3 separate regions of the Mus musculus genome follow, and regions 2 and 3 are each linked to region 1. Evidence: chromatin loops called from intact Hi-C (ENCODE). Cell type or tissue: heart. All regions are shown on one strand. Each heading gives the region's core, and the rest is flanking DNA. Links, peaks and the distances in the headings are about the cores only. Region 1 holds the start of Slc1a4 (solute carrier family 1 (glutamate/neutral amino acid transporter), member 4). Region 2 has its middle 65 kb from the start of Gm32142. Region 3 has its middle 20 kb from the start of Actr2.

Evidence for each region. Peaks named below come from ENCODE experiments on the same cell type or tissue, not always from the same donor. Only the 100,000 strongest peaks of a DNase experiment are listed, where the experiment ranks them.
Region 2: a loop joins it to region 1, with 4 times the contacts of the local background. A loop is called at or near these places in 2 of 42 quality-filtered maps.
Region 3: a loop joins it to region 1, with 5 times the contacts of the local background. A loop is called at or near these places in 7 of 42 quality-filtered maps.

Annotation. Positions count from the first base shown.
Region 1 is chr11:20,329,295-20,339,466 of GRCm38, forward strand. Slc1a4 (solute carrier family 1 (glutamate/neutral amino acid transporter), member 4) reads right to left here and starts at 3,419. Exons shown (of 8, transcript NM_018861.3): 1 at 2,652-3,419. The coding sequence starts at 3,178. It also overlaps the pseudogene Gm12033. In heart, for the core only: a CTCF peak has its summit at 4,007; a DNase peak (open chromatin) is centred at 3,607; H3K4me3 peaks cover 2,925 bases; H3K27ac peaks cover 2,045 bases; H3K27me3 peaks cover 840 bases.
Region 2 is chr11:20,538,060-20,548,231 of GRCm38, forward strand. It overlaps a transcript of Sertad2 not described here. Among named protein-coding and RNA genes, the nearest start is that of Gm32142, 65 kb to the left of the region's middle. In heart, for the core only: a CTCF peak has its summit at 4,770 (motif pointing right); DNase peaks (open chromatin) are centred at 4,812 and 4,912; H3K4me3 peaks cover 2,850 bases; H3K27ac peaks cover 2,332 bases.
Region 3 is chr11:20,127,661-20,137,832 of GRCm38, forward strand. No RefSeq gene overlaps it. Among named protein-coding and RNA genes, the nearest start is that of Actr2, 20 kb to the left of the region's middle. In heart, for the core only: a CTCF peak has its summit at 5,458 (motif pointing right); a DNase peak (open chromatin) is centred at 5,471.

The DNA of each region.
Region 1 (10,172 bases), core at 1-8,000:
TGCTAAGTATTTATCAGCCCCGGTGTTTATTGTCTCAGAGCTAGTTAACAAAGGGTTCTCCTTTCAGATCTCGGTACCCCCTATAAGGATGGGAGCTGAGGAAGGCCTGGGGGATGGTAGGCTTGCACAGCTGGTGTTCATCATGATATTGTGTATATGTATGTTTTTAAGCTTAAGGCCAGCCTGAGCTAGATCCAGGGCAGCCAGGGCCAGAATGTGAAATCTCATTTTTTTTGGGGGGGGGGGAGGGGGATGGTGGTGAGGAAAGGGGTTTGAGACAGGGTTTCTCTGTGTAGCCCTCGCTGTCCTGAAATTCACTCTGTAGATCAGGCTGGCCTTGAACTCAGAAATCCGCCTGCCTCTGCCTCTCAAGTGCTGGGATTAAAGGCATGCACCACCACTACCTGACAGAATCTCATTTAAGAAAAACAAAAAACAAAAGAAAGACAATTGACCCAGAGATCCCCTTGATCCAGGTAGCATTTCCAGGAGGCTTGGGCGTGTTTCCTGTCATAAGCTACTCTGAGCAGTACAGGCATACTTTCCTTCACTTAAGTGCTTCATCCAAATGCCCAGCTCGAGTGAAAGGGCACCGACCTGGCTTATGGTAGTTCCTCTTCTTGGTTCTCCTTTTGGCTCTCGGCAAACATTTCTGAGACAGTGACATTAGACCAGGATATACTGCCATTACTATACATTTTGTCTTGGAGAATGAGCAAACCGTAAACCATGGAGCAGAAGACCTATGGATCTCCTAGTCCACCCTGCCCCATGAGAGTCAAACTTAGGGCCATAAAATCACTCTACCATTAAAGCGTAAACCCCGCCCTTGGTTAAGATTTCACTAGTAGCTCAGGCTGGACTCAAACCCTGCCTCCTAAGTAAGTGTCCCAAACACGCTCAGCCCTAATCTTTGCCTACATTTCCTGGGTTGGAAGCAGGATTGCACGACTTGCCCTGCCCTTATCACGAACTTCTAGGTCAAGTGCAGCTAGCTAGTAGAAGCATTAGAAAATACTACCCCATCCTAACAGGCCAGGGAAAGCTCTTCTGGGGAGATGCAACAAGGGTTGCCCTAGTCTCTGAGAAATGACACCTATACTGATTCTTGAGACATGACACTGGGTCACCATTCACTTTAAAAGCAGGAGCTAGAAGGGCTTGGGTCTAAAACCACGGCCATAAAACAGTAAGTTGTAAGTCCTTTCTTGGGGTGATGGCCATAAAGTGGTTCTCACTCCTCCTACCCCCAATTACTGGTCAGTTCCTTTTTCAATGATGGAAGAACACCATTAAGGCTCCTGTGTTACCATAGAGAGGCACAGATGAACATCATACTCCCATTTGGGCCACAGATGGCTCTACAAAAAGAACCCTGAAACCCCATATTTCTCTCCCTGAGGACAGAACAAACCAAAGCTACTCTGGGCTTCAGTAGAGTTCTCTATCTCTGAACACATCTACAGTTATGTCTCAAACCTTAAGACTCTTGGACTACCAGGCCACCTGGCAGGCGCCAAAGCCTACAGTTCCATCGAAGTTCCCGTAGGCTACCTCCACTTGCTCTGTTTGCAGGAACTTTTGGTCTTTTTCAGCAGATTCCCCCACCCCCCCACCCCCCCACCCCCACCCCCCGTCCAATACCATGTCTCGGTTTTTTGTTTTGTTTTAGATGAACAAACTCTTGAAGTGGCAAGACAGCTGTCACATTTTCCACATGAAGAAATGGAGACAGGAGAAAGACAAGTCACTTGCCCAGAGTTCTCTGGTTTTCACCACCTCAGCAATGAGGAGCTTTGCCCAATGACTCAAGACAAAATATACCACTAAGGCTCAGAAAGCTGGAAGGCAAGCCAGCTGGACTCCTCGTTCAGACGAACCTGGTTACATTAGTAAACGCCTGCAGACTAATGTTTTCCCATCTGTGAACTTTGGATTAGTTCAAATGGAGAGGTGAAGCTTTGAAAACTACACTCTATCATCCCAGGGGATGAAATACAACTCCTGAGTGGAGAAAAAAAAAAAAAAAAAAAAAAAAAAAACAAGCAAAGAAAGGTGTGTGTATCTCAACTCTCTGGATCTCCCCGCTTTCTACAAAGAAATAACGCTAGGCCCCATGATCCTGACCAAGAACGTCCACAACCTGTCCTAAGCCTGAGAGGCAGTCACGTAGCTGGGCAACGGGCTCCACATAACTAACTCCAGTTTTATTATTCTTGGACACATCCATAATTCTGCTGAAAATTGCCAACTTCCTTCCAGACCAAAGGCTGAATCAGAGAAAACCTCAGACTACAAGCTGGATAGCTCCTCTGGTGAAAGTCACTCAATGTCCTGGAAGCTTTGGGGTGATGTAGGGGAGAAAACAGGAACAATTAAAAAAACGAAACAAAACAAACAAACAAAACTGAGAGAGCCCAGTGTAAGGAGTAAAGCACAACTGAGAAGGTATACACTTAACATCCCACCTAACGGAAAATCGGTTCCAGCAAAAAGCTGTGGCCTCCAGTCTTTAAAGGTGTGGCCAGCACGTAGCCCAGACGTAAATATGAAATTTAGTGTTAAGGGCCAACAGTAACTGAATTAACTCTAGGTGATATGAGTGCACGTGGCGTCTCCCGCCGTGCCTTTGGCGGGGTGGAGAGCAGTACCTGAGTAAATCGAGGAAAGAGTCCACTGTCTCTTTGGAGACCGGAGGAGGCCCTGAGTTCTCCAGCCCCAGGCTGCTGGACTGGAGGGTCTGCGCGCCCGCCCCTGGCTTGATGATGAACGCCAGAGCAACGGCGAGAGCCGAGGCGCTCAGCGTGGTGAGGCCGAAGTAAGCAACAGCGATGCCACCCAGACGCCCGAGGGAGCTGGCATCCAGGGAGGCGGCTCCCGACACCAGGCTGCAAACCACCAGCGGCAGGATGATCATGCGCAGCATGCGGAGCAGCATCTCGCCCGGGAAGGCCAGGTAAGTGATCTGGGTGCGGGTGAGCTGCAGCCCCCTCAGCGCCGCGCCCATGCCGGCACCCACCAACACTCCCGACACGGTGAGCAGCACCAGCGCGTGGCGCCGAAAAAAGCTAGCACAGCGCTGCGATTTGCCCATCGCCGTCTCGGGCGTTCGGGGCCCGGCCGCAGGCTCTGCCTGGGTGCCGTCGAGGTAGCCGTTGGTCTCGCCGCTCTTCTCCATGTCGTTGCCCACCGCTCTAAGCGGTAACACTCAAGGAACTTGGAGAAAAGACCGGTTTCGAATGAATGGATCAGGCGGAGACAGTGGCCTGTGCCAGCTGCGGCTTCCGAGCTCTGTGAGTCCCTACAGGAACACTTTTCAGAAAGATAAAAGAGAGACGTGGGTTGTGGGTTGGAGCCCAGGCAGAGCAGACCGCGCCGCGCCCAGCCTTCTTTCAGAGCCGCTGCAGGCTGGAGATGATGCAACGCAGGAGGCACGCTGGAGGCTGCAGCCTAGGAAGGAGGGCGGGGCTTGAGCTCGCCCCGCCCATGTAGGCGCACCTCCGATGTTACGACCAATTAGAACCCTGAATATCCGTTCCCCACCTCCCTGACGTTTCCCAGGTCCCGCCCTTCTCCCACCCTCCGGGAGGCACAGCAAAGAGAGTGAGAGACAGGCAGGCTGGGCTCTCCCGACGGGGCGTGAGGCCATCGGCCAATCCTGTCTCCTGGCAGCTTTCAGTCCTACTGTCCAGGCCTCGGGGAGAGAGGGAGGGGAGCGTCTGGAACGCCTCGGCAGTTCTTCTCCTCAGCTGGTGGAGGAGGGGAGCCCTCGGAGGTTGGTGCCCGCCCTCCGCTAGGGAGTCCGGAACGACCCAACCTCCATCCTGCGGGAAATCCTTTCTTCTAAGGGCTCTGTAGGCTTTCCTGGTACAGAGACAAAGGAGTGGGTGGATGGGGGAAAGTCTCATTGCGTGCACGTACAAGACTCTAGCAGAGCTTTACCCTTAGGTGACCAGCGAGTCCGGGTGGCACTATGCACAGTGCCAAGGGTGAGCCACTGCGTGCACTAGCGCCCTCTGGGGCGAGTCCATTGGACTCTGGGGAGAAGCCTGGTGTGTGCAGGCTGAAGACGTAAAACTCTCCCAGAGAAACAGAGCTCTAACGCCACCACTTTCGGTGGCGTGTCTGCCATGTAACTTAAGCTGAAACACAAGCGGGATTTTAACCACCCCCTTCCGGGTCTCCAGACTTGGCACGCCAACAGTTCAGTCAAGTGTTTGGCCAGTCTGAAAGATGGTTCAATGGATTTTTTAAAAATGCCATTTATTTACTATCTTCCCGGGCCACAGCAGATAAAAAGGGAAACCTTGGCAGTCGTTTATTGTGTTATTTATTTATTTATTTATTTATTTTTCCCTATTCTGCTTTTGAAAAGAACTACCTCCCCAGACCTCCAAGAAAGCCCTAGTTAGGTGTAGCTGAGTTAAAGAGGAAGACAATGTGAAGTAAAGTAATTTTGAAGTATACCATAACAGAAACCTGTGCAAATCAATATGTCCTGTCGAGGTGTAAAACGTCCAATTGTTGAGACAGCAAAGAGTTCCTTACATGAAGCCATTTAGCTGTCATGTACAGCTTGTTGAAATAGGAGCTTATTGGTGGGAGGGAGGTGTGTTCATTAGATGAGGACCTATACATATTTTTATCTTGTTTCCCAGAACATGGTTTACCTCTCTGTGCAAGGATGGATGATTCCTACAGACCCATGTTCCTCATTTCCAGGTAGCTCTGCCTCCTTTTTCCTAAGCTGCTGCTTTTATGCAAAAGACTGAAGTCATGTTCCAGAAGTGGGTTTCCAATTGCCTGCTTTACAGCTCCACCCAGACATTCTGCAGCATCTCAGCTCAGCATATTCCGAATCAGATTTGTGATTGTCTCCTCCAGCCTGTTACTGCTATCATTATGATCTGCCTCTGTGAACCTTCATGTTTAAGTTTTCTCTAGTCTGATCTGTTGTTAAGCCCCATGACTCATGTTGAAATGTCCTTTCTCTCCTCTACTTCCACTAGCCATGCTGTTGACTGCATGCTAGTGCTTGACAAATTCTTCCTTTGTGGCCCAAGCAGGCCTTGAACTCAGAATCTCCCCTGCCTCTATGTAGAGATTTGGTTTGTTGCTATGTATTGTAATGCTAAATACTGGCCCTTGTTGCCTAGGGGACTAGAAGATCCTCACAGTACATCAACGTGATACTATGTAACCTTGCCCCTCAAGTTATCCCTGATTGGTCAATAAAGATGCAGACAGCCTATAGCTGGGCAGAAGAGAGGCAGGTGAGGTTTCAGTTCCTGGGCTTGGGGTCTGAGGCAGGACCATGAGAGGGAGGAAAGAAGGTGGAGAGAGGAGACACCAGGGGATAGGTAAATCATGAAAACATGGCCATAAAGGCTAGCCAGTTCAAGTAAGAGCAGCCTAGGCAGAACGTGGCAAGTTATATCTCGGGGTCATTGATAGGGAAGTAGGCAAAATAGCTTAGAGGGGCGACATCTGCCCAGCTCTAGTGCTTTAAAGGCTTCTTTTTTTTTTTTTTTTTTTTTTTGGGTGCAGCGAACTTTATTGATGGTATTCAAGAGAGTAGGGAGGGCTCCCTAGGCCCCTCCTGTTATTATGGGGGTCTGGGATGGAAATTGTGAGGGAGATGCTCAGTGTTGGGGGCCGAGTTGGGATAGGGCCTCTCTTGCTCAGTGTCCTTGCTGGGGTGGGTGGTCCAGGGTTTCTTACTCCTTGGAGGCCATGTAGGCCATGAGGTCCACCACCCTGTTGCTGTAGCCGTATTCATTGTCATACCAGGAAATGAGCTTGACAAAGTTGTCATTGAGAGCAATGCCAGCCCCGGCATCGAAGGTGGAAGAGTGGGAGTTGCTGTTGAAGTCGCAGGAGACAACCTGGTCCTCAGTGTAGCCCAAGATGCCCTTCAGTGGGCCCTCAGATGCCTGCTTCACCACCTTCTTGATGTCATCATACTTGGCAGGTTTCTCCAGGCGGCACGTCAGATCCACGACGGACACATTGGGGGTAGGAACACGGAAGGCCATGCCAGTGAGCTTCCCGTTCAGCTCTGGGATGACCTTGCCCACAGCCTTGGCAGCACCAGTGGATGCAGGGATGATGTTCTGGGCAGCCCCACGGCCATCACGCCACAGCTTTCCAGAGGGGCCATCCACAGTCTTCTGGGTGGCAGTGATGGCATGGACTGTGGTCATGAGCCCTTCCACGATGCCAAAGTTGTCATGGATGACCTTGGCCAGGGGGGCTAAGCAGTTGGTGGTGCAGGATGCATTGCTGACAATCTTGAGTGAGTTGTCATATTTCTCGTGGTTCACACCCATCACAAACATGGGGGCATCGGCAGAAGGGGCGGAGATGATGACCCTTTTGGCTCCACCCTTCAAGTGGGCCCCGGCCTTCTCCATGGTGGTGAAGACACCAGTAGACTCCACGACATACTCAGCACCGGCCTCACCCCATTTGATGTTAGTGGGGTCTCGCTCCTGGAAGATGGTGATGGGCTTCCCGTTGATGACAAGCTTCCCATTCTCGGCCTTGACTGTGCCGTTGAATTTGCCGTGAGTGGAGTCATACTGGAACATGTAGACCATGTAGTTGAGGTCAATGAAGGGGTCGTTGATGGCAACAATCTCCACTTTGCCACTGCAAATGGCAGCCCTGGTGACCAGGCGCCCAATACGGCCAAATCCGTTCACACCGACCTTCACCATTTTGTCTACGGGACGAGGCTGGCACTGCACAAGAAGATGCGGCTGTCTCTGGAACAGGGAGGAGCAGAGAGCCTAAAGGCTTCTTATAAATATATTGGTGTGTGTCTTTTATCTGGGAACTGAATGATCCAGGCAGAGTAGAAACTCCCAAGTAATATTATTTACCACAATACCTCTACTTTCTGATCGCAGGTATATGTCACTGCACCTTGTTTATTTCCATACTTCTCTATCTAGGTGTTAAACAATTACTGGTTTGGGGTATTTATTTTCTGGTGTCTATGTCTGACCAGAGGAGAGCATTGGGTTTTCTGCTCTATCATTGTCTGTCTTACTCCTTTGAGATGGCCTCTCACTGAACCTGGAGCTCGGCTGGTGATCCTCTTGTTTTTGCACCACAGCACGGGGTTATACAAGTGCTTGGCCACACTTAACTTTTTGAGCAAGTGCTGGGATCTGAACTCTTACCCAACAGAATCATCTTTCTAACCTCCTTATTTTGGCTTTTGAAATTTTGTCTTGTTTGTTTTGAAGCAGAGTTTCATGAACTTCGAGTTGGTGTTGAACTCTCTATGTAACTACAGATAGCCTTGAATTCCTAATCCTCCTGACTGTACCACACACACGCTGGACTTACACGTCATACAGTAACTGCTTTTAACCGCTGAACCATCTCTCCAGCCCCCTCATCCCTTTCAGAGAGAGAGAGAGAGAGCCTTGTTATGGAGCCTAGACTAATGTCTAGAATAAAGAGAAAGAATAGGATGGCAGTTACAGAAAGAGCGGGCTGAGAAGCACGTGCTGGTGAGGGTGGGTGGAGAAGGGAGCCTTATACTTTGTTGGTATTCAGATTAGTATAGCGTTACAGAAAATGCAAATCAACATGGCAGGTCCTTAAAAATCAAAAGCCATTTCTTTGATCCAGGGATTCTAGGTATGGTCAAAGGAAGTGAAATCAGCATATTGAAAAGATATCGGAATTTAATATTTTACATTTATTGAGTATGTGTGTGGGCACTTTGAGTGCTTCTGTGGATACCAAACAACTTGTAAAAGTCTGTTCTCTCCTTCCATCATGATGATTCCAGGGATGGGTCTTGGATTGTCAGTGGCAGGTGCCTTTACTCAATAAACCATGTCACCAGCTGGACATCTGTGCTTCTAGGCACAATACCCACGAGACAGAACCAAATTAGATGTTTATCAGTGGATGCATAGATAAAGGAGACCATTCCAAAAGCTAAATCTATACGAACCTGAAGGACATTATTAAATGAAACAAACACTGCATGATCTCACTTGTATATGCAGGTTTTTTTTGTTTTGTTTTGTTTTTTGTTTTTTAAAAGCATGATTCAGAGGCTAAGAATTTGGCCAGGATGGAGCAAGAGGCAGGATGAGACAGAAACAGAAGACTTGTCCCTAGTTTTAGGAAACAGCTAAAGTATGTCAGCAGAAATTTTCTTTTTCTTCAAGAAGACTGGTGAAGCAGAAGTATTGGAGAGATGAGCTGGCCAGCGGGGACGTAAGTAATCTGGTTTCTAGGACTCGTGGGGAGAAACTTTGAGTTGGAGATTTCATTTGATGATATGTCAGATGTTTAAAGAGATACTGAGAGCAAATCCCTGTGCAAGGCCCATAGAGGGAGAGAGGAAGAGTTAAAGCTAAGCATAGTGGCTCATGCCCGAAATCCCAGCATTCAGGAGTCTGAGGCAGGAGGAATGTTCAACAGCAGGCTGGGCTAGATACTAAGTTCAAGGCCAACTGAACTTACACAGTAAGTTCTGGTCTAGCCTTCTCTACAGAGTGAGACCCTGTCTCAAAACCACAAGCCAAGCCAAAATCCAGAACAACAGAGCCAACAAACTGCCCCCCACCGCCCCCCTACACACCTTTTAATTGGAGTAGGGCATAATGGCTCAGATCTGTGAGCCAAGACTTGGGAGGCTAAGACAAGGGACTGAGGGTTTGAGGGCAGCCTGGATATTCAGAGTGCCAGGTTTGCTTGGCCTATGGGGGAAGACCTTGCCTCTACCTCCCACCTACAGGGAGTGGTGGTGAAGATGGTTTCCATGGTTACCTAAGATGCATATTCCTGAGGCTAGAACAGTTGAGGGGTCTAAATCTCAGCAAAGGACCCTTTCCTCCCTCCACATTCCATTATTTAATTATGACGTATGTATAAGGGTTGTGAGTTAACAACTCAGAATTAAGGTAAAGCCCCAGGTAAGATTTAGCACTAGCTGTACAAAGCCTGTTAATCGAGTCTGTCTGTCTGTCTGTCTGTCTGTCTGTCTGTCTGTCTCTCTTCTCTCTCTCTCTCTCTCTCTCTCTCTCTCTCTCTCTCTCTCTCTCTCTCTCTCTCTCTCTTTGAGTCCTTCTTTCTAAGTGCAAGGCTACAAGGGGAGAAGCTTGGGGAGATAGAGTAGAAAAGTAGAGAATTTCTATTAGAGAGTATCAAAGATCTTATTAGAATTTTGGCACAATAATTCATTGAAGTAGATTAAACTCTAGTGGGAGAGATATGCATGGATACCTTTAACCAGCTACAACCTATGGTCCCCAACCTGACTGCAGAATTTGAAAAGGACAGATTACAAATGAAGAAAGGCAGGTATAGTACTGCACACCTGTATTCCCAGCACTTGGGAGATGGAGGCAGGAGAATCAGGAGTTCAAGGCTAGCGTTAGCTACACTGCAAGCCTAAGGTGGCCAGCCTAGGCTTTATGAGAGCCTGTTTAAAAACAACCTGAAAAGCAAATGTTATCAATATTTGTGTGATTCTGCCATAGGACCCAACCACTTTTTCTTCTCATTTTCCCCTGCTTGGGGCTGGAGAGATGACTCAGCAGGTTAGAGCACTGGCTTCTGACCTTGCCCTGCTTGACTGAGACGTGACCTAAGAAAACGGAAGGAATGAAGAAAGAACAAGCAAGCACAGAAGAGCTGAGACCAGGTGGGCTGTGCACAGTGTCATGGAGCTGGGCTGGCTGTGAAGCAGCCTAGAACCCCAGTGTGTCTGTACAGCACAGGCAGAAGAGTTGGCCAGTCTAGGAAGGAGGTCTCCTTAGGCAGCAGTCCTTCAGGCTGGAGTATCTTCAATCCTTTGTGAACAATCATACGTGTTCACACTGTCAGTATGATGCACAGACAGACGTGCACACAGAACATCCATATGCATAAAATCAGTAAGTAAATGTAATCTTTATTTCTAAGAATTTCATACATGTCTACAGTGAAATGTGATTATATATACTCCTCATTTCCTACAACTTCCTTTGTATATCCCCCAACATGTCCCACAGTAAATCTCACATTTAAAAAAAAATAATCATTAAATCCAGCTAGTGCTGCCCATACATACATGGTACATACATGGTATAAGAGCATCTACTGGAGCATGGGAATTCTATCGTTGGCGACACCTCCTACAAGGAATAATTCTTTTCCCA
Region 2 (10,172 bases), core at 1,240-9,239, 210 kb after region 1:
AATGATGTAGCTTAGCGGGAGAGTATTTGGCTAGCATGGTCATGGTTTCCATCCCAAGAACCAAAAGCAAAGGGGAGCTAAGAATCACTTTCTGGAAGCTGAGTAAGATGGGTGGGTGTGTTCTCAGCTACTTGAGTGAGTTAGAGGCCAGCCTGGGCTATAGGATTCTATCTCAGGAACAAAACAACTTTTTTTTTTTAAAGTCATATTCAGTAGAATAAAATATATTTATGATATATTTAATTTAAATATTTTTAAAACCACACATAGGCCAAATATTTAATAGCTATTTCTAGAAAATAGTTATAGGTAATTTTTTTTCTTTGTGATTCCCCTTCCCCTCCACCCCCCAATTTGCAACAGATTAAGGGAAGTCTACACAGTTGGTTCAAGTCCTAGCCTGACTTTATTTTCACATCTCCCAGAGGTGGGGAGCAGATGAAGTTCTGAGTGGATGTCTGTCATTAATATGAGCACAGCTAAATCAAGGACCTGGATGCTTCAGACCCATGGGAATGCCAAAGCCTTCCTCAGGTCGGGCTCAGGGAAATGGAGAAATCATCCTCTGGTCCATGTGCAGATTAGGTAATGACTAAGCAGATTAGGTAGTGACTAAGCAGATTAGGTAATGACTAAGCAGACATAGAATGCTACATTATAAGCTCCTGGAACCGCAGAAAGCAGACTGTGGTCCTGCTAGGTAATGTTTATAACTGCGAGGGTCCCAGTGTTGGAAAGTGGTGATGAGCAGTGCAGACTGTAAGAGGGAATCCTGAGAAATTTGCTTTTGAAAACCTTCATCTCTACAACACCCCAGCCTTCAGATTTGGGGAACCTGCAGGTAAGGTTGCCTGAAATTTCTCAGTCCACCAGAAAAGGGGTACAGGCAGCTGGGCTCAATCACACCATGTACCTTCCTGACAAACTCCCAGTTTAGGCTTAGGCCTGCGCATACATAGGACTTTCTGAGGGCCACGAAGCTGTAAGCATTACTTAAGGTCAGAGTTCAGTATGCCAGTAATAAGCCATTAAGGATGGATTCAGCAGAGGCAAGCTTTTAAAGCAGCAGGATCCACAGCCAGCAGGGGTTATTTGGGGTGTACCTTTGTGGGAAATGACTGTTTTCAACTTGCCTGTGGAGGAGACAGTCCTAACCTGACAGCGCACGGGGAGAGTTTAAGCAACACTTTTGTCGCCACCCTGCCTTTGCTAAGCAGCACCCGGAATCTATCCCCAAAGCCCTTGGTGATGCTTTCTCTTGTCCGTCAGTCCTGATATCAAAAGGGAGCAGCACCTGCTGTCTAACCTGACTCCCACAGCTACTTCTCTCCCCTTCCATCCAACTTTGAAGAGGCCTCGTGTCTACTGCTTGCTTCCTGACTCATGATGGATATTGCAATTGCATCAGTTGCTTCTCACTGTGGTCATGATCAGCACCAGCGGCTTTCTACGAGGTGCACACATGCATGTAAGTAAACATATTTGGGCTAGTCTTGAAATAAAGCTTTTTAAAATCCTGGATTGCTTGACTGTTTCTAACTTGAAAACAGGAGTGGGCAGAAGAGGCCATCTTAGAGGAGCCGCTTAGCTGCACTCAGTCTTTAAAGTTAACAAAGGGAGCACTGGGAGATGGAGGGGTGGTCCATGGCAGCAGAAACTGTGGTGGATATAGACATACACACTACACATTACACACACACACACACACACACACACACACACACTTGCCTCTAATCTTTACCATGTGTCACTTTAGAATTCTGTGCCCTCCTTATTCCAATATTTCTTAAAGTGTGGAAGGCCTGCTAGATTCCTGCTTCTCCCCTCAGGCGTGTGTGTGTGTGTGTGTGTGTGTGTGTGTGTGTGTGTGTGTGTGTGTGTGTGTGTGTGTGAGATAAAAACCTGCTAACTCATTTGAACTAGAGATGAATCTCAATAGCATCAGTAAGTTTGCCCTAACTATGCTTCTATAAGCAGTGTTGTGGCGAACACCTTCCACTGCCAGGTGGGACCTCTACAAAGTTAATAGTTCCAGGAGTTCTAAAGGGAGGCTTATTAAGACAGGAAGTAAACAGCCAGGCAGCGATGGCACATGCATTCTGAGAGGCAAGTAGATCTCTGAGTTCGAAGTCAGCCTGGTCTACAGAGTGAGTTTCAGGACAGCCAGGGGTACACAGAGAAATCCTGTCTCAAAAAAAAAAACAAGACAGGAAGTAAACAACTCATAAATCTCAGAAATCCCTGAAACACACCAGATTCACAAGACTTCTCCCTCCCCAAGGTTATGAAAGCAGTAAAGTCTGGGGAAGAGAGAGACTCTTTCATTTAAGGAGCTGCAAGCAAACCATGGGAAAAGCTCCAGTATTTCAGCTTTGGTGAGTTGTCACCCATATTGGGGTGGACTTTCTGTGGCATGACTGCAAATGAGTAGTCCATGTTCTGTAAGTAACCCCAGGAAATTCATTGATTCAGTAAGTTGGCCCTTTGTGATACTTAGCTTTGCCCTGGGTAATCAGACATTTGTTTCTGTCTCCCCAAGAACAGCAGCACACAGCACTTTCTACTCAGACTTATGCACAGCAAATACGCAAGTGATCACAAAACGATCATAAAGTAGAAGCCAGGAGAGAAATAGATGTGAGAGGAAAAAAGAATAAGGACAGGAAGAAAGAGAGGTGTCTAATGAAGTGGTTAGTGTGTCAATACTCAAATCACCTGAACTATTGCTTAAGCAGCAAATAACCGATAGACCTGAGGGGAGACCCAGGAATCTAGCAGGCCTTCCACACTTTAAGAAATATTGGAATAAGGAGGGCACAGAATTCTAAAGTGACACATGGTAAGGATTGGAGGCAAGCCATAGCTCTTCCACCACGAGATTGCTAACCCTTATTTGGAGATCTTTCAGAGTCAAAATCTGTTCTTAGTACCATTATGGTATATACAATAATTCACTACATTTACCTATCTATAAAATGACCTCATAGAAGAATATATATATATATATATATATATATATATATATATATATATATATATATATATATATATATCTAGCTTCTGGAGAGATGGCTCTGAAGTTAAGAGCACTTTGCTGCCCTTGCAGAGGACCCAGGTTTGGTTCCCAGCACACACACAGCTGTGAGAGCAGCTTTCTTTGACTCCAGGGGATCCAATGCCTTCTTTTGGCCTTTATGGGCACCAGGCACTAACATAGTACACATAAATAATAAATACAAGCAAACACTCATCTGCATAAAATAAAATGTAGTACAGTAACCCAGATTAGGAGTAGTGGAGTGTTTTGTTTGTTTTTGCCACAGTGAGGGATCCAGCTAACATTGTTCACCTTGTACGAATCACTAGGCTGACAGTGAGAACACTAGGTCCCCTGCCCTGTATAGCTCCAGTGTAGTTTCAACACACGAAGAGAAAATGCATAAATGAGATGTGTGTTGCAAGAAGTTGCTGGCATAGTTCATTTTCATTAGTAGATTCTGGACCAGAAGGTAATCACGGAGTCAAGCTGTGTCACAATTAAGCTCCAGAAAGGTCTGGGTCCTAAGGTGAGCACAGTTAAGGAAAGCCCCAATGTGACCAGAGTAAACATTTGTCTTCATTTTTATCTTTTTCCCATTTTTAGAGCACTGTGGATTTCGGTTATCTCGGGATGAGGGTGGAGGTGGGGGAGTCTCACCCACTTCAAGACCCTAAAGCAACATTGTCTCACCAGTACTTGACTTATTTCAAAAGTGGGTGTTGGGTATTCCAGTATATTTGAATATGAATGCAACTGTTTTAAGCCCCAGGAAAACACCTCTGAATCCAGGAAGCCAAGAAGTCAAGGCAGTAGGGATGAAACAGGTTTAAGGGCCAGCCTGCGCTACACAGCAAACACTAGGACAGCCAGGATCAAGTATCGAGACTCTGTCTTAACAACACCAGAAACGAACAATGCATTTTGTAGGTAAGAAGATGGGTTTTGCCAGCGTGTTTGCTTTTTGGGGGGGATTTCTTTCAAATCCTAATGCATAACAATGGGTTAAAGTCTGTGAAGTGATTACTGGACAACAGCCAAAATATCGAGGCACGCCATAGCTCCTGGGAATGAGTACTGAGTAGGTGCACTCTGGCACTGCCTTAGGGTTCAAGGTGAGGGAGTGGGAGAGTGCAGAGGGACGTTTGGAGAAAGCTAAGATACACGCGTACTGCAAAGCCCGAACAGAGTCGTTCACACCAGTTTAAGAAGTGCCTTTTCCAGAAACCCAATAAAAGAACATGTGTTCTGAGGAGCTGTTTCAACCTGTCTACACCCTAGGCGACTTCCCCCACAAAACGGGCAAATCCTGGGCCAAAGTGATTGCCACGCCTTGCGTCTTTGGCTCCTGAAATCCCAGAGCACGTGCCCACAGGGGCTGTTTTAGCAGTGGACACTATGGACGCGGATCAAGTTTGGATCGTATCCACTCCGAATCGGTCCGCCCTGAGAGTGGGCTTGGCCGGCAGGTCCACTGGCAGGTTTCGCAAGGGGCCCGCCCGCGCGCCCCTCCAGCCGGTCCAGGGTTACGCCGCCAGCTGCGGTGCCCCGCCCCGCCCCGCCCCGCCCCGCCCCGCCCCGCCCCGCCCCGCCCCGCGCGGCCCGGCTCTCACACGGTTACTTGCGTGACTGACTCGGGCCGGGCGGGCTGGAGGACCGCGCGGGAGGAGGGAGCCAGAGCGCGGGCCCGCCCGCTCCTCACCGCCAGCCTCTCCTCCTCATTGGCCACAGGCCGGCGTCCATCACCCCCAGGTGGCGCTCGGATTGGCGGAAAGCGCACTTCTAGAACGAGGAGGGCAGAGTGACTCCGCGGGTCTCCCGCGGCTCCTTTTCTCCTCCTCCTGCTCAACGTCCACCCACCTCTCCCCACCCCCATCACTTCCCCCGCCCGGTGCTCTACAGTGTCCTTAGAAGACTCATTGGGCCAGGGGCGAAGCCAGCCACCTAGCGAGCCTCACTGCCATTGGTCTATGATCACGCCCGTCACGGCGGTACGCCCTGCCACTGGGCAGCCTCGCTGCGCTCCCGCCCCGCCCGCCGCCTCCCTCGCGGCTCTCCCCAGCCCCCTACCCCGCCCGCCTCGCCGCTCCTTCCCGGTCCAGCTGGGCGGGGACTGCCCTAGGACTCTTTAAAGTCTGTGAGTCACTGCACAACCTATCAATCCAATTAAATGTCTTGAGCGAGCCGAGCGGGCGGTGCTCCCCGCCGCCGGCCGCCCCTGCTCTCGGCGCCCCGCTATCCATGGCTGGCTGGCTGTATTCCTCCCGGTGCGCCCTCTTCCCGCATCTCGCCAGCCTCGGCAACTTCCCTTCAGCTAGCCTCTGCCCCCAGGCCGCCACGGCATGGGCTAGACCCCGAGCCGCTTCTTGCCGTCTCCCGTCCAGTCCGTGTGCGGTATCGCCCCTTTAGCCTGTCTCGCCCATCCCCGCCGTTTCCCCGACAGTCAGTCCATCCCTCGGTCGGCTTTCCTCCGCGGGGCAGCGGTGGAGGACCAGCGGGCTCCGTAGGAGCGGGAGCCCCCACCCCGCTCCTCCTCCCGCTCCTCCGCGCTCTCACTCGTCGGGATCCCCGTCCCACACCTAGGGACGCGCCGACCGACGTCCTCTCCCCGCGGCCGTACGACCCGCCCGGGGGCTGGACCCGGCGCCCACTTCTTCGCGGAAGGTGAGTACCGAGTGGGGTTTGGGGTGGGGTGGTCTGAAAAAATAAATAAAAAAAAATGTGGTGGCCGGGCCACTTTTGGGCAGGGCAGGGATCAGGTTGTGGCTGGAGGTTCCCGGTCGGCGTGGATGAGGAGGTGACTCCCTCCTTCCCTCTCTCGCTCCCCCTCTCCACCCCCCCTCCCCGCCCTTGACACCCTCCTTCTCCTGTCTTGCTGTACATGTAGGTATTGCCAGACTTCCACCAGCGGGGCATTATGCCGCCTGTGAAATAATTGGTGCTGGCATGCTCTCTGTCTTTTGAATGCCTAAGTGAGCAGTAATAGTCTGCGATGTGATCTGATAGACTGAGTGCCCCGCAGAAAGTGTAAAAATGCCTAATGGGGGCACATTTTCCTCTAAATCGAAGTTAACTTTCATTCAATAAAGGCAAAGCAAAAGGTGTTTGTAATTTGAGTGCATGGTGATAGAGGAGAATACTGGTTGCCTAATGGCTTAGTTTTTATTTTGAAGCAATTTTATAGGTTTTCTTGTGAAAAAAAATGTGAATTCAGTATTAAAGGTTCTGAAGTCTAAACCTGTTGGAAGAGAGCAGGTGAGAAGGGACTCCAGCATGGTATGTCCACTTCGGTTTTCTCTTGCTCTAGGGAGGCATTGCAACGCAGAATTCTGTCTTCGTCTTTATGCACAGAACAGCTTAGAGGTTGTTTCTTTGGGTATACAAATTTTGTGTTCTTGACTACTCTTTAAGCAACATTATTCTACAGAATTTCTTCAGTTTTTAATTTGGTTTCTCCATCTTAAATGCCTCCGGACTACGAATACCCACCACTACCTGTGTCACGAGAGTCTTGCTGTATGGATCTTTAGTATTTATTTTGAGGTGAAAGAATGATAAGAAATGGTTACTCCGAGTTGGCTTCCAGGGTTGCTGTTTAGAATTCATTAGTTTTAAGTCGCTATTACCCTCTTGAAATGGAGTTCTGCAGTAGTTGTCCACAAGATTTAAATTAGGCCAAACCAAACATATTTTGAAATATTAAAGTACAGCAAAGACCTCTTAGTAGTTCATTTTCTACTTCTCTTTCAGACTAACCAGAATAAGTTGTTACTAAATTTAATTTTAAAGAATAGACTGTTCCTGTACTGAAATCTGCCAAGTTGCTACAGAAAGATTTCTTTTTAAAGAGCAGAAATGTGGTTATGATCAGTCCAAAGTGGTGAAGTTTAAAAGTGACTTATATGTAAATGTTGCTTTAAAGAAGCACTTGTCACCAGCTTCAAGACCTTTCAGTATATTTCAGGAAGACCTACACAGAGCCTTTTTGAGTTGTTTAATAAATTTGCATGTGACTTTTTTCATGAGGCTGAAGCCTCAGAGCACAGGGCATCCTGCTGTCTGAATTTGAATTTTGCCAGTATCTTTCCCTCACTGGCTCTGTGACCTTGGACAAGTTTAAAATAATCTGGACCGTAGTGGTTTTCTCCAGTTGTTTCTCCAGAAAGGCTCCTCTTTAAAAGACCTCCCCTCCCCCAAAGATGAATAGAATGCTCGCCATCACTGCTGGAAGACAGGTATCTGCATAGACTTTCAGAGTGAAGTCACAGGGGCTGAAGAGATTGCTCAGTTGGTTGTCCATTTTCTGAACTCAGATTCTCAGTACCCACAAAAATGTGGCAGCCTTCCTGTAATGTCAGCACGGTGGGGTGGGGTGGGGGTGAGGCAGTGGAGACAAGGACTGTTGGGGCAAACTAGCTAGTTAGACTAGCCAAATTGGCAAGCACTGGATTCAAGCAAGAGACCCTATCTCAATAAAAGATGGAGAAAGAATGCAGCAGATACTTGATGCCAACCTCTAACCTCTCTGTGTACGTGCACATGCACGTGCAAAGATACAGGAATACTAATAAACATCCACTTGCCGTACACACAGGACAAGGAGTACAGCTCCCTCCAGAATCAGGCTGCTAGTGCCCATCAGGTGCCCGTCTGCCAGGGAGGCTCAAAAACCAACCAACCAACCAACCAACCAAACTAAACTCAAAACAAAATGCAAAGAGAGAGTTTTCAAATCAGGTTCTGTAGGTTCAAGTCTTAGTATTTTCTTTTGCCATTTGTGTGTCCTTGACCAAGTTACCGTTAGTTATTTCATCTAGAAAAGGAGGACAGTAGCAGCACCTACTCCATGTTGTTATGATGAGAGCAGATAAGCTCATATGTGCAGAGGTTCTGAAGTGTTTGGGATATCTTCCCGAGTTTAGCTCGTTTTTTGTTTCTTGTATACAGGTGACTTTTTAAAAGAAGTGTGTTTGTTTTGTTTTCCTTATTGCACTAGGAAATCAAATCTAGGACCTTGCCTATGTAAAAGTAAGTACTCCACCACTGAGCTGTATTCTTAGCCTCAGTAGTATATTTTTTAATGAAGGTAATAATCATTGCTGTTAATAAAAGAAGACTTTTATAAATATTCCTGATGTTTGAAATAGAGTTTATATAAAGCTTTAAAGAAATTCTATTATTAGAAGCCAGATATGGTGGCACACACCTGTAAGCCACCAGTAATCCAGAGGTAGAAACAGGAGGATTCCTGCAAGTTTAAGGCCATCTTGGTCTACATATAAGGTTCTATGGCAGCCAGGACTTCATAATAAGCCTTTTTCTCAAAATCTCTTCAAAAAGGCTACATATAGCTCAGTTGTTAAATCACTTATAAGCATGAGGACCTGAATTTGATCCCCAGACCCCACATTAATATTTCCTTATTTTATGTATACGAGTATATTGTAGCTGTCTTCAGACACACTGGAAGAAGGCATTGGATCCCATTACAGATGGTTATGAGCCACCATGTGGTTGCTGGGAATTGAACTCAGGACCTCTGGAAGAGCAGTCGGTGCTCTTAACTGCTGAGCCATCTCTCCAGCTCCAGAGCTCTCATTAAAAAGCTGGTTCTGGTGAGTACACGTGCAGTCATAGTACTGCAGAAGCAGCAACAGGCTGCTGTTCTCTGGCCAGCCAGCTTAGCCTACTTGGCAAGTTCCAGCCCAGTGGGAGGCATTGTCTCAAAAACAAAGTAGATAGTGCCTAAGCAATGATACTTGAGGTTGTCTCTGATTTCTGCATATATGCACACACATGTTCATGCTCACCTGCACACAGGAATATGCACACACACACACAAAGGAAGGAAACTCAGTTATTGGGCAAGACATACTGTATATACCTGTAACCTTGGTACTCAGGAAGCTGAGGCCAAATGATCAGAATTTAAGGGCTAGAGGGACTATATAGTGCGACATTGTTTTTGAAAAATGGCTTTGCTTCATTGGATGAGTTGAGTTGTCTACACTCTGTCACTTTTGTTTCTTTTTGAGATAAACTCTCACTCTGGTCCAGGCTAGTTAGTGTCAAACATGCTTAGCCTCCTGAGTGCTAGGATTTCAAGTGTGAGGCACCATTTTTGGCTTTCTTTCATTTAAATTTGCACAGTATCACGTGCCTGCCTCAATTACAAAATTGTTATAAAAATGGCATGATTGTTGCCTCTGGTGGCTTTCTCCTGGCTAAACAGAAGGCTTTGTAACAGTAGCGTTTCATTCCTGAGTCCATCGCCTGGTGCCTAGCAGAGCACATGGCATAGAAAGGAGCGAATAACCATGTGCAAGTGATTAAACAGGGTTTTCAAGTTGTTTATAAATAGCTGAATGTACAGTTAAGTCTGATACTGTAGAGACTGCTGTTACTTTTGAACTGAATTTTCATTTTATTTGTCCTATAGTGGCTCACACCTTTAATCCCAGCACTTGGGGGTAGGTGGGTTTTTTTTTTTTTTTAACTTTATTTTGGTGCTTAGAGAGTAAGTAAAATTTATAATTTATTTTCTATTAGTGGTTTTTATTTTGAAGACTATACTAAAGTACTCTGAAAAGGCACATCTGATATCTTCCTCTGTTACCTGACATGTCCAGGTCTTAATCATAGCCTTTTCTAACTTGTAAGCTTTCTGTCACTAAGTTGAATGCTATTCTTCATTAATGTGAACCGTACAAATTAGATCTTGAATGTGTCAAATGGTAATCGGATATAATTCTCTGCTTCAGAATTAATAAAGAGAATGTGTGAGTCTTCCATGGTGCCACTTCCTCAAGGACTGAAGCTTTGCTTCTGTTTCCATTCAGGAATAAAACTCTTTCTCTTGAACAGTCGTAATAATAATTTGCTGCTGAAGTAGCTACAGCAGGTATGTGGTAGGTATGTGGAATCAGTAAATGAGATGATTTTCAGACTTTCCCACATTTTCATAGACGTTACACAATTGGGAACCCTGTTACTTTTAAACAAACACACTGTACGGGCCACTGCCTGCATCGTTTACGGAAACTGGTTATTTTACTTGTCAGTACAATGTAGCTTGGTTACTGAGCCCTCTGAAGTTATAAAATGCATGAATTAAAAGAAGCATCTTCATTTACAA
Region 3 (10,172 bases), core at 1,004-9,003, 200 kb before region 1:
AGCTGCCTAACAATAGAAAGTATTACAAATACGAATGAATCAATGTTCCCATAGGGCTGGTGGGAAGCCTTGCTGGAAAACATTGGGCAGTTCTCACTAAATATCATCCTCTTTCTCCCCCTCCTCCTCCTCTCCTCCTCCTCCTCATCGTCATCATCATCAACAACAACAATAACAACAACATTTTCTTCCTCCACCCCCTTTGCTTTCTTCCCCTCCACTGTGCCAGAAGGACAGGACGGCATTCTGTGTAGTTTGGCTTCTATTGTTTGATTGAAAAAACATGGCCAAAATCAATTAGAGAGGAAACTGTTTATTTGCTTACACTTCTATTCAGCAGACAGTCCATCTCTGAGGGAAGTTAGTGCAGGAACTCAGGAACCTGGAGGTAGGAACTGAGGCCGTGGAGGGGTGCTGGTTATTGACACTGCTCACCATGCCTTGCTCGGCCTGCTTTCTTATACAACTCAGGACTGTAGCGTTTAGTTTTTGTTACCCCATTTTTAGTTCTGGGCAGACCACACTATCAACCCCACCTAGGTTTCCTCAGATCTGAAGATGAAAGACACACTAGCTCATCTTTGATATACTTTAGCTCATGGCCGGACTCTTCTAAGCCTTCCTTGGCTATCGCACTCTTCTGTTCACTCCCAGCTCAGACCCCTAAATCTGCCCTCAGCTTAGTTATGTTTCTAATATCCTGCCTGCTACCCCAGGCCCAACTGGGGAAGCAGCCAATGGCCACTCCACCTGAGATCTCACTTGGCTGATGCTCTTTCTCCCTCCCAAGCATAGTGAGGCTTTTCTCCTCTCCTGCATCTGTTAGCCTGCCTGCAGGAAAACTGGAAGTTCTGCCTATTCTGCCCAGCTCATTGGCTGCTAGCATCTTTACTGATTGATCAAGAACCAGTTGGGAAACAGAGCCTTCAGTGTTTACATATAGATTCTCAATCAAACAATTTTATACCACCACCACCACCACCATCGCACACAACAGAACCACCAGCCCTGGGATGATAGGTAACTCCCATAGTGGACTGGGCCCTCCCCCATCATCATTAATCAAGAAAATGCTGTGTAGACTTACCTACAGGCCAAGCATTTTTTTTCAGTTAAGATTCCCGTTTCCAAAATGACTCTAGCTTGTGTCAAGCTGGCATTAAAAAACTAGCCAGCCTATTGTCTAAAAGCCATTGGTAGTGAAAGACCCACATGAGGACTCCCCCACGTTCTGACTCAGGAGAGGCGACACCCCAAATCACTCACAAGAAACAGTCTTGATGCAAACCTCAAGAGGACTTTTATTCCAGGCACACTCTGGAGCCCACAGTCTTACACCACACAGGGGTAGAGGACCGTGTGGACACTGAGTAGCTGGAGAGGGGGTATTTAAAGGAAAAAAACCACAACCCAAGGGGTTAGGGAGGGCGTTATTGGAAAATACCGAGAATATCAGTGAAAAATCACAAGGGGGTACTAAAAATCACAAGTGGAGACTCCCTGCTTCTCAAGATTGTTCTCAAAATTTTAATCTAACTTTTGTGGTGGGCTAGTTCCTGGGACAGGGTCACTGAACCGGCTTGTGTAATTACCTGTTCTGTGGTCAGCCAGTTCTCGGAACAGTCTGTTTCAGGGACCAACTATTTTTCTTTCTTGGCTCCAACGTGGTCTAAGGGGCCAAACTTAAATTTTCTACCTTACAGTAGGTCTCAGGCACTCTATATATTCAGAAATGAACTCATGTTGGATTATAGAAGGATTTCTGGTAGTTAGATAACAGCCAGCATTCCTTATGAACTTTTGAAATAGGTGGCCCATCCCCAAAAGGAATTGTTTTCCTTGCCCCTGCACAAGATACTTGGTTCTTGCAGTGGTTTAAATAAGAATGGCCCCCATAGACTCACAGACTTAAATGCTTAGGGGTGGCATTATTTGAAAGGATTAAGGGGTGTGGCCTTGTTGGGGTAGGTGTGGCCTTGTCAGGGTAGGTATGGCCTTGTTGGAAGAAGTGTGTCACTGGAGCTGGGCTTTGAGGTTCCAAAAGATGAATCCTAGTCCAGTCTATCTCTTCCTGCTGCCTACAGATCCAGATGTAGAACTCTCAGCTACTTCTCCAGTAACACGTCTGCCTGCATGCTACCATGCTTTCCACCCTAATAACAGTGAACCTGTAAGCCAGCCCCAGTTAAATATTTTCCTTTATAAAAGTTGCCATGGTCATGGTGTCTGCTCACAGCAATTGAACACTAACACATTGGCACACACCTGAGGTTACGTATCAAAGCTGGTTGTTCTCCAGGCTCCTTCAGTCCCTACACACAAGGACTTGTTATACATCTGGAAACCTACATGTTAGTAGCATCCTAGCCTCTTTCACCTTCCCAGGGTTCCCGCCTTCCAGATACAGTTTTGTTTTCTATATAATGACAAGGTTTCCCCGGCTGCAGCCATCCCCTACTGTCTCTTGCTATTCACTGTTCTACGGTTTCTCACTTCTTTGCAGCTAACACTGATCATGTCCATTCTACTTCTTTCTCTGTGCTCTGGACTCTTCCAGATGCCTCTGGATATCTTCTCTCTCTTATTCACAACAGAAACCTCCTTAACCACACTATTAGGATGGCTCACTAAGCCCCACTTAAAGTATTTCATAGCTTTCCAAATCCAAACTCCCCAAATCCTCATTCTTCCAAACAAAAGCATGATCAGGCTTACCACAGCAATACCCCAGAACCTGGTACCAACTTCTGTCTTAGTTAGGGTTTTACTGCTGTGAACACACACCCTGACCAAGGCAACTTTTTTAAATTTTCTTTTTCTTTTTTATTTATTTATTTATTTATTTATTTTTGGTTTTTCAAGACAGGGTCTCTCTGTATAGTCCTGGCTATCCTGGAACTCACTTTGTAGACCAGGCTGGCCTCAAACTCAGAAATCCACCTGCCTCTGCCTCCCAAGTGCTGGGATTAAAGGCGTGCTCCACCACCATCTGGCTAAGGCAACTCTTATAAGGACAACATTTAATTGGGTCTGGCTAACAGGTTCAGAGGTTCACTCCATTATCATCAAGGTGGGAGCATGGCAGGGTCCAGGAAGGCATGGTACAGGAAGAGCTGAGAGTTCTACGTGTTCATCTGGAGGCTGCTAGGAAAAGACTGGCTTCCAGGTAGCTAGGACAAGGGTCTTAAAGGCCACACCTACAGTGACACACCTAGTCCAACAAGGCTACATTTCCTAATATTGCCACTCCCTGGGCCAAGCATACACAAACCATCGCCCGCAGGGTGTCTATTTCAGTGGTTTTTTTTACTGTGCCTCCTCACAGTCATGGACTTGAAATAATTCAAATTCCCATCAGCTACAGAGAAAATAAAATCACTTGATTTTTTTTTTCCTTTTTGTAGTTCAGCTTGGCTAGAAACTCGCTATGTAACTCAGGCTGTCCTTCAACATTTGGGAATCCTCCTGCCTTAGCCTCTCAAATGATGGAATTATAGGTATGAGCCACCATGTCTCACAGTGCTGGTGCATTTTAAAATAGAATTACTTTAAAAAGTATGTCTTGCTGGGCGTGGTGGCACACGCCTTTAATCCCAGCACCAGGGAGGCAGAGGCAGGCAGATTTCTGAGTTCGAGGCCAGCATGGTCTACAAAGTGAGTTCCAGGATAGCCAGGGCTATACAGAGAAACCCTGTCTTAAAAAAAAAAATGTCTTTTTTACTTATGTGCATCTGTGTGTGTGCACAGGCATATGGGTACCCGTAGAGGTCAAAAGATGGTTTGGAGTCCCCGGAGCTGGAGTACCAGGCAGGTGTGTGCCCTACTCAGTGTGGGTTGCTGAGAACCAGACTCGGGTCCTTTGCAAGAATTCCTGTTTTAAAGTATAGACTGCTGGGCTAAGAGGTAGCTGAGAGAGATTGTTGCTCTTGTAGAGAAACAGAGTTTGGTCCTGAGGACTTGTGTTGGGACACCTACTGATGGCAATTCCCCTAGGCTCTGCCAACAGCTACCTAGCGTCGGCTTGCATAGCCGCCTGACAGGTGTGAGCCAACCTGGTGAAAAGAAGGTCTGCTTGGTCTGTGTGTCTGTCTCTTTGTGTGTGTGTGTGTCTCTCTCTCCTCTCTTTCCCATGTGTTCCTGGCCAGTCTCTTCCTCTCTCTTTCAGTCCTTCTCTGTCCCCCTCCTTCCTCTGCCTCTATCTCTTTTCTAGGTCTCCTCCCCTTCCCACCAATAACTGCTCTTCATGCTAGGTCTGTCACATGGCTTGGTTGTTCATGGTGACACCATAGCCAGGTCTGCTAAGGTGCTCTCTCCAGCCACATTATACTGTGTTTTATAAAACATGATACCTACAATGGCTTGTAACTCCAACTCCTGGGATCTAAGTTCTTTGGCCTCCAAAGGCATCCATTTATACATCGTGTAAATCTTAAACAAACAAACAAAAAGCTGGAAGATTTTAAAGGAATTTATTATAATATACAATTTGGGAAATGGTACAGGTATATGTTAAGTCAAAAAGGTATAATACAAGAGCACATAGTGTTGACTTCCTTGATATGCTGGTCAAGAACAGGGTAAGCTCATCTCTGCTGTTAAAAGTCAGGATGGTGGCAGCTGGCTGTGGTGACATGCTGTGGTGACATGCTCCTCTAATTCCAGTGATCGAGAGGCTGAGACGCAAGAGTTCAGGTCAAGGTCAGCCTGGGCTGGTTAATGAACGCAAGGCCAACCTGGGGATACTCATCGGGAATTTGTCTCGGGCTGGTGAGATGGCTCAGCGGTTAGGAGCACGGACTGCTCTTCCAAAGGTCCTGAGTTCAAATCCCAGCAACCACATGGTGGCTCGCAACCATCCGTAATGAGATCTGATGCCCTCTTCTGGAGTGTCTGAAGACAGCTACAGTGTATATAAGAAAGAAAGAAAGAAAGAAAGAAAGAAAGAAAGAAAGAAAGAAAGAAAGAAAGAAAGAAAGAAAGAAAGAAAGAAAGAAAGAAAGAGAGAGAAAGAAAGAACTTGTCTCAAACAAATCCAAACAGTAGTCAGAACAGTGAGTAAGCAGGGAAGTAAGGGAGAACTCTCAAGGCTGCTGGAACATCCTGTATTTTAATCTGGATGAATTTGTTTATAACTTGTAATGTTTATACCTTTCCAAAGTGTCATTTAGAGAGCTAGTTAAAGCTTCAATTTTTTTTTTTTTTTTTCCGAGACAGGGTTTCTCTGTGCAGCCCTGGCTATCCTGGAACTCACTCTATAGACCAGGCTGACCTCGAACCCAGAAATCTGCCTGCCTCTGCCTCCCGAGTGCTGGGATTAAAGGCGCAAGCCACCACGCCCGGCAAAAGTTTCTATATTTTGTTACATAATCACGTATTATAATCATTTCACTAAGAAAGTGAGAACATGAGCCGGGCAGCTTAGTTTCTTGGGTGTCTACCAGAATTTACCAGCAGAGGGCAGGGCTGGACAGCACCTGAAAGTGGAGACTTGGGGGAATCCAGACTTTCGGTTTCCATCTGCTTCTGCAAATGCGAAGTGACCAACCACAGTACTTGAACCACAGGGCGTCCTTCCAGGTTAAGGTGGCAGAGTCAAAGGGCAAAATGCTTTCAATCCATGTGTAGGGTCCCAGTCGCTACTCTCCCCATGTGAGGACCATTGCCCTCTGCCCTGTCATAACTGTTCACTTTGATGGTCACAACATAAAATAAAACCTTCTCTACTGTCTTCCACCTCCCATGACACAGTACCCCTCCATCACATTGCTTTCACCTTCCAGTCCCTCCTTCCGCCTAGAACATGCTGCCCTCTCTGCCCTGCCAGGCTCTTTTTTTTTTTTTTTTTTTTTCGAGACAGGGTTTCTCTGTGTAGCTCTGGCTGTCCTGGAACTCACTTTGTAGACCAGACTGGCCTGGAACTCGGAAATCTGCCTGCCTCTGCCTCCCAAGTGCTGGGATTAAAGGCGTGCGCCACCATGCCCGGCCACTGCTGTCTCCTAATGCAGCCCAGAAACCAATGTGTCCTTCATGAAATTACTTTTGCAAGGGCCGTCCTTGAACCCTTTTCCAGACCAGGTGTCACTTGTACTCTGTTAATAATTTCCTACTGTCCTTACTGTCCTTGGGATGAAGTTCAAAGCCCACTGCAGAGCCCCTAAGGCTCTAAGTAATCTAGTTGTTGGCTAGGATCTCACCTGTCTCCATTCTATACTGTTGTTGAGGCAGGGTATCAGGTAGCCAGTGCTGGCCTTGAACTTGCCTTGTAGCCACGAATGACCTTGAACTCCTGATCCTCTGACCTCTGTCTCCCAGGTGCTGTGGTAATAAGCATGCCCACACCTAACACTCCATTCTTTTGACTGTGCCCTCCTCCAGTAAGTCATTCCCAACCATAAAATTGTATCATTGCTACTTTCATAACTGTAATATTTCTACTGTTATGAGTTACAATGTAATTATTTTTGGAGATAGAGGTTTACCAAAGAGGTCGTGACCTACAGGTTGAGAGCCACTGCTCTAAGTCTATGCACACTACCCCCTTCCCTAACAGGACTTCTTTCCTTCCATGTATAATTTAAAGCATTACCCACATCTGCCTACTTGCTTATTTAATATGTGTCTCCTACTTGAGACTGTGCATTTTAATTAACACCAGCTGAGACTGTATCTGATTATTCATTCTTCTTTTAAGCAAGTAGGACCAAGCATTTGCTAGATTTGGAGTAGATGCTCATGTTTGAGCTAGCCTCTTAAATATAGACCTTGATCCCATCAAGGCAAGAGGTGGATGGTCTTTCTTGCCGCAGACCCTCTGGGTCCCTTTGTCTGCGCGGAACGGGTCTCTGGGTGCAGATGGGCAAGGAGTTGGCGGGTGACAGACAGACCAACACACGAGATTGTGTAGAATCTGAATGTATTGTCACAAAGTGAACACCAGTCTTATATAGTACAGAAAATAAAAGGGGTAGGAAGTCACAGCAGGCAAAGTACATTGAAGTTGCCTGACACAAAACAAAGGAATGACTTCAAAAAGATTTACAGGAACCAGGTAAATGTTTACAGTAAAGATAAAGCAGTCCTGCCTAGGGTCAACTTAATGACAGGTAAGGATTTCACACTCTAGTGCTATACCTTTGAACCTTGTGAAGGCTAGCACCAGGGGGTTCTGCTCTTAGCAGACCTCATGAATAATGCAATACCACAACCCCTCTATTTCCTAGGCCTTGCTAAATTCTTATATGAGTGTAACTTTTAAGTATCTGGAGAATCTCCATTTGTCAGAAGAATTCACCAACTTGCTTCCAATATGTAATGTAGCCTGTACTGAAGATTTCTATTTCAGTGGGATTCCCTGGCTTTCATGGTAAACACTCTGTAGACCAGCTTTGAGATGCTTTGGCTCCATCTCTTGTAATGCTTAATTAGCTACTGAATGGGTAACTTCCTAATTGCATTCCTACCAGATTCCAAGATCAACGGCTTCTGGAACCTTGGAACACTGGCGAAGGCTCTGGCTATGTCAGAATTCAATCTTAAAAGGCACTTATAATAAGATAATACTAAAAGAGAGCATGTGGATCCATACAGCAGACTAATGCGGGGATAGGGTATGAGTATACAGGTTAATGAGAACACCAAAACTCCAGGAGGTGAGTTTCTGTGAAACTCTGCCTCATGAGTGCTTCTAGGCTTCGCAGCCTGTCAAGCAGACTTCACTCGAGTGAGTGGCACTTTCTGTTACTTTAGTTTAAAAAAAAAATCAAATGGGGGCTAGAGAGATGGTTCAGTGGTTAAATGCACCGACTGCTCTTACAGAGTTCCTGAGTTCAACTCCCACCAACCACATGGTGGCTCACAACCATCTATAATGGGATCTGATGCCCTCTTCTGGTGTGTCCAAGAGAGTGACAGTGTACTCATATACATAAAATAAATCTTTTTTAAAAATACTAAAAAAATTAAAAATCCAGTGAACTGAATGGACCGAACGGACTGCAGCCTGAATCTCTGACCTTCTCATTGCATCTCTCACTAGGATATGTCCATGTTCTGTGCCTTCTCAAACTTGCAGCGGGTCCACTGATGCAGCTCTGGCTCTGGCTGCAGGCGTTCAGGACCAGAAACCAACTCTGGTAGCTGACTCAGTGTGTGACCCTGTGCAAGGCACTTCATTTCTCAACTTTACCCTTTCTACCTCTAAAATGTGAGACTAATATTATATTAACTAATACTACATACAAGATTTCAAAGATATGTGTGTGCACATTTATATACACTTGCACGTCTTTAAATACTCTAAAGCTATATCCTTAAAACTTCACGGCAGTTGCTGGGCCAATCAGGGTTATATAGAAAGATTCTATCCCAAACAACAACAACAACAACAACAACAAAATTGAAAACAGATTCCCAAATTGATAAAAACCTTTGTCCTCAGGTCCCCTCTGTTCTGGGTGGGCTGCATTCGGTAGCTATGGCAGTGACTGTGAACTGCCCTGAAGTAGTTGGCATCAAGCTGTGTGCTAATATCCACTCCCACAGGGTAGCACTGGAGAGTAGAGAGTAGGTAGCTCAATTGTCTTTATGACAGTCCTTATTAGAATAAAAATAAATCGATGTCACTTGAAAACCTCTACTGCAGGATGAAGTGATGACTTAAAAATAAGCCCTGGAGAGAGAAGTCAAGGCCAGGCCAGGCCATTCAATTTGCTTATCCCTTTAGAACATATGCTGTGATGTCTCTCTATCCTGCAGTTAGTCAATAAATATACAGGAATGAAACTTCTTAAACACAGGAGTGCAGATTTGAATGGTTGCCCTGGGTCACTAATGTAAATGATTAACGGGTCACAGTTGGTTAGAACAAACTAAAACCCTTGGTTTTACTCTGTGTGGTGTGGCTTCTCTGTCTTTGCTGTCATTCTTTAACATTCGTTAGTGGCTGCACCTGTAGGATCGTGTTATTATTTTACTGTATACATCAGATTACGAATCTGCGGGAAACGTGTTAGAAGTACAAAAGGAGAACTCTATTTTGTTACACTTATTTTAGGTTGTATGTATGATGTTTTTCCTGCCTGTATGTCTGACCACAAGCATGTAGTCTCTATGAAGGCAAGAAGAGGTGACGGATCCCCTGGAACTGGAGTTACAATTGCTGTGGAGCTGTCTAACAGCCCTTAACCACTGGACCACCTTTCCATCCCTAGTCTACTTACTTTACGAAGTCCAGTTAACTAGTGTCTGCATGGAACAGAATGGTTTCCTCTCTAATGCACAAGGATCCAATGCAATGAAGCCAAGCCTCCCAGTTGTAGCCCAGAAACAGCCAAGCTACTACTTTCAATGAGTGGATGGCTGACTTTGGCAACAGTACTAATAAGGGGCAGTGACATGGTTCAAGCCTGAAAGCCTGCTGACCTGAGTCCATCACTAGGATCTTCAGGCTACAGGACTAGCTCTTCCACGTCATCCTGTGACCTCTGCACACATGCACACATGCACTAAGTGAACAAATGCAGTAACATTTAAAAAAGAAAAACAACATGTTGTGATTATGCTTTTAAACACATTTTATTTTATACACTGTAGTGGTTAATATTGACTATTAACGTGACTGGATCCAGAATCACCCAAAGACAAAGCCCAGGGAATGTCTGTGAGGAAGGTTCTAGAATGAGTTGAGGCAGGAAGACCTTCTCTGAATGTAGGTGGCACTGCTTCATGAGCTTGGGGTCCTGGATGGAAACAGAATAGAGAAAAAGGTGTTGCGGTAAATATTTAAAAAGAGCAGACGGGGCTGGAGAGATAGCTCAGTGGTTAAGAGCACTGACTGTTCTTCTAAAGATCCTGAGTTCAAATCCCAGCAACCACATGTTGGCTCACAACCATCTGTAATGAGATCTGATGTCCTCTTCTAGGGTGTCTGTCTGAAAACAGCTACAGTGTACTTTCATATAATAAATAAATACATCTTTAAAAAAAATAAAAATAAAAAGAGCAGGCACATTCCCACTCTAGTGCTAGCACTGGCTGGCCACAACACTGTGCCCCATGGGGTCCCGCTGACTCTGTCCCATATCCCAGTAACCAAATTGAACTGTCAGCCTTGTGGTTAGATATCACAACTTCCAGCAACCCGGTAAAATAAAAACTCTTAAAGCTTACAGTTA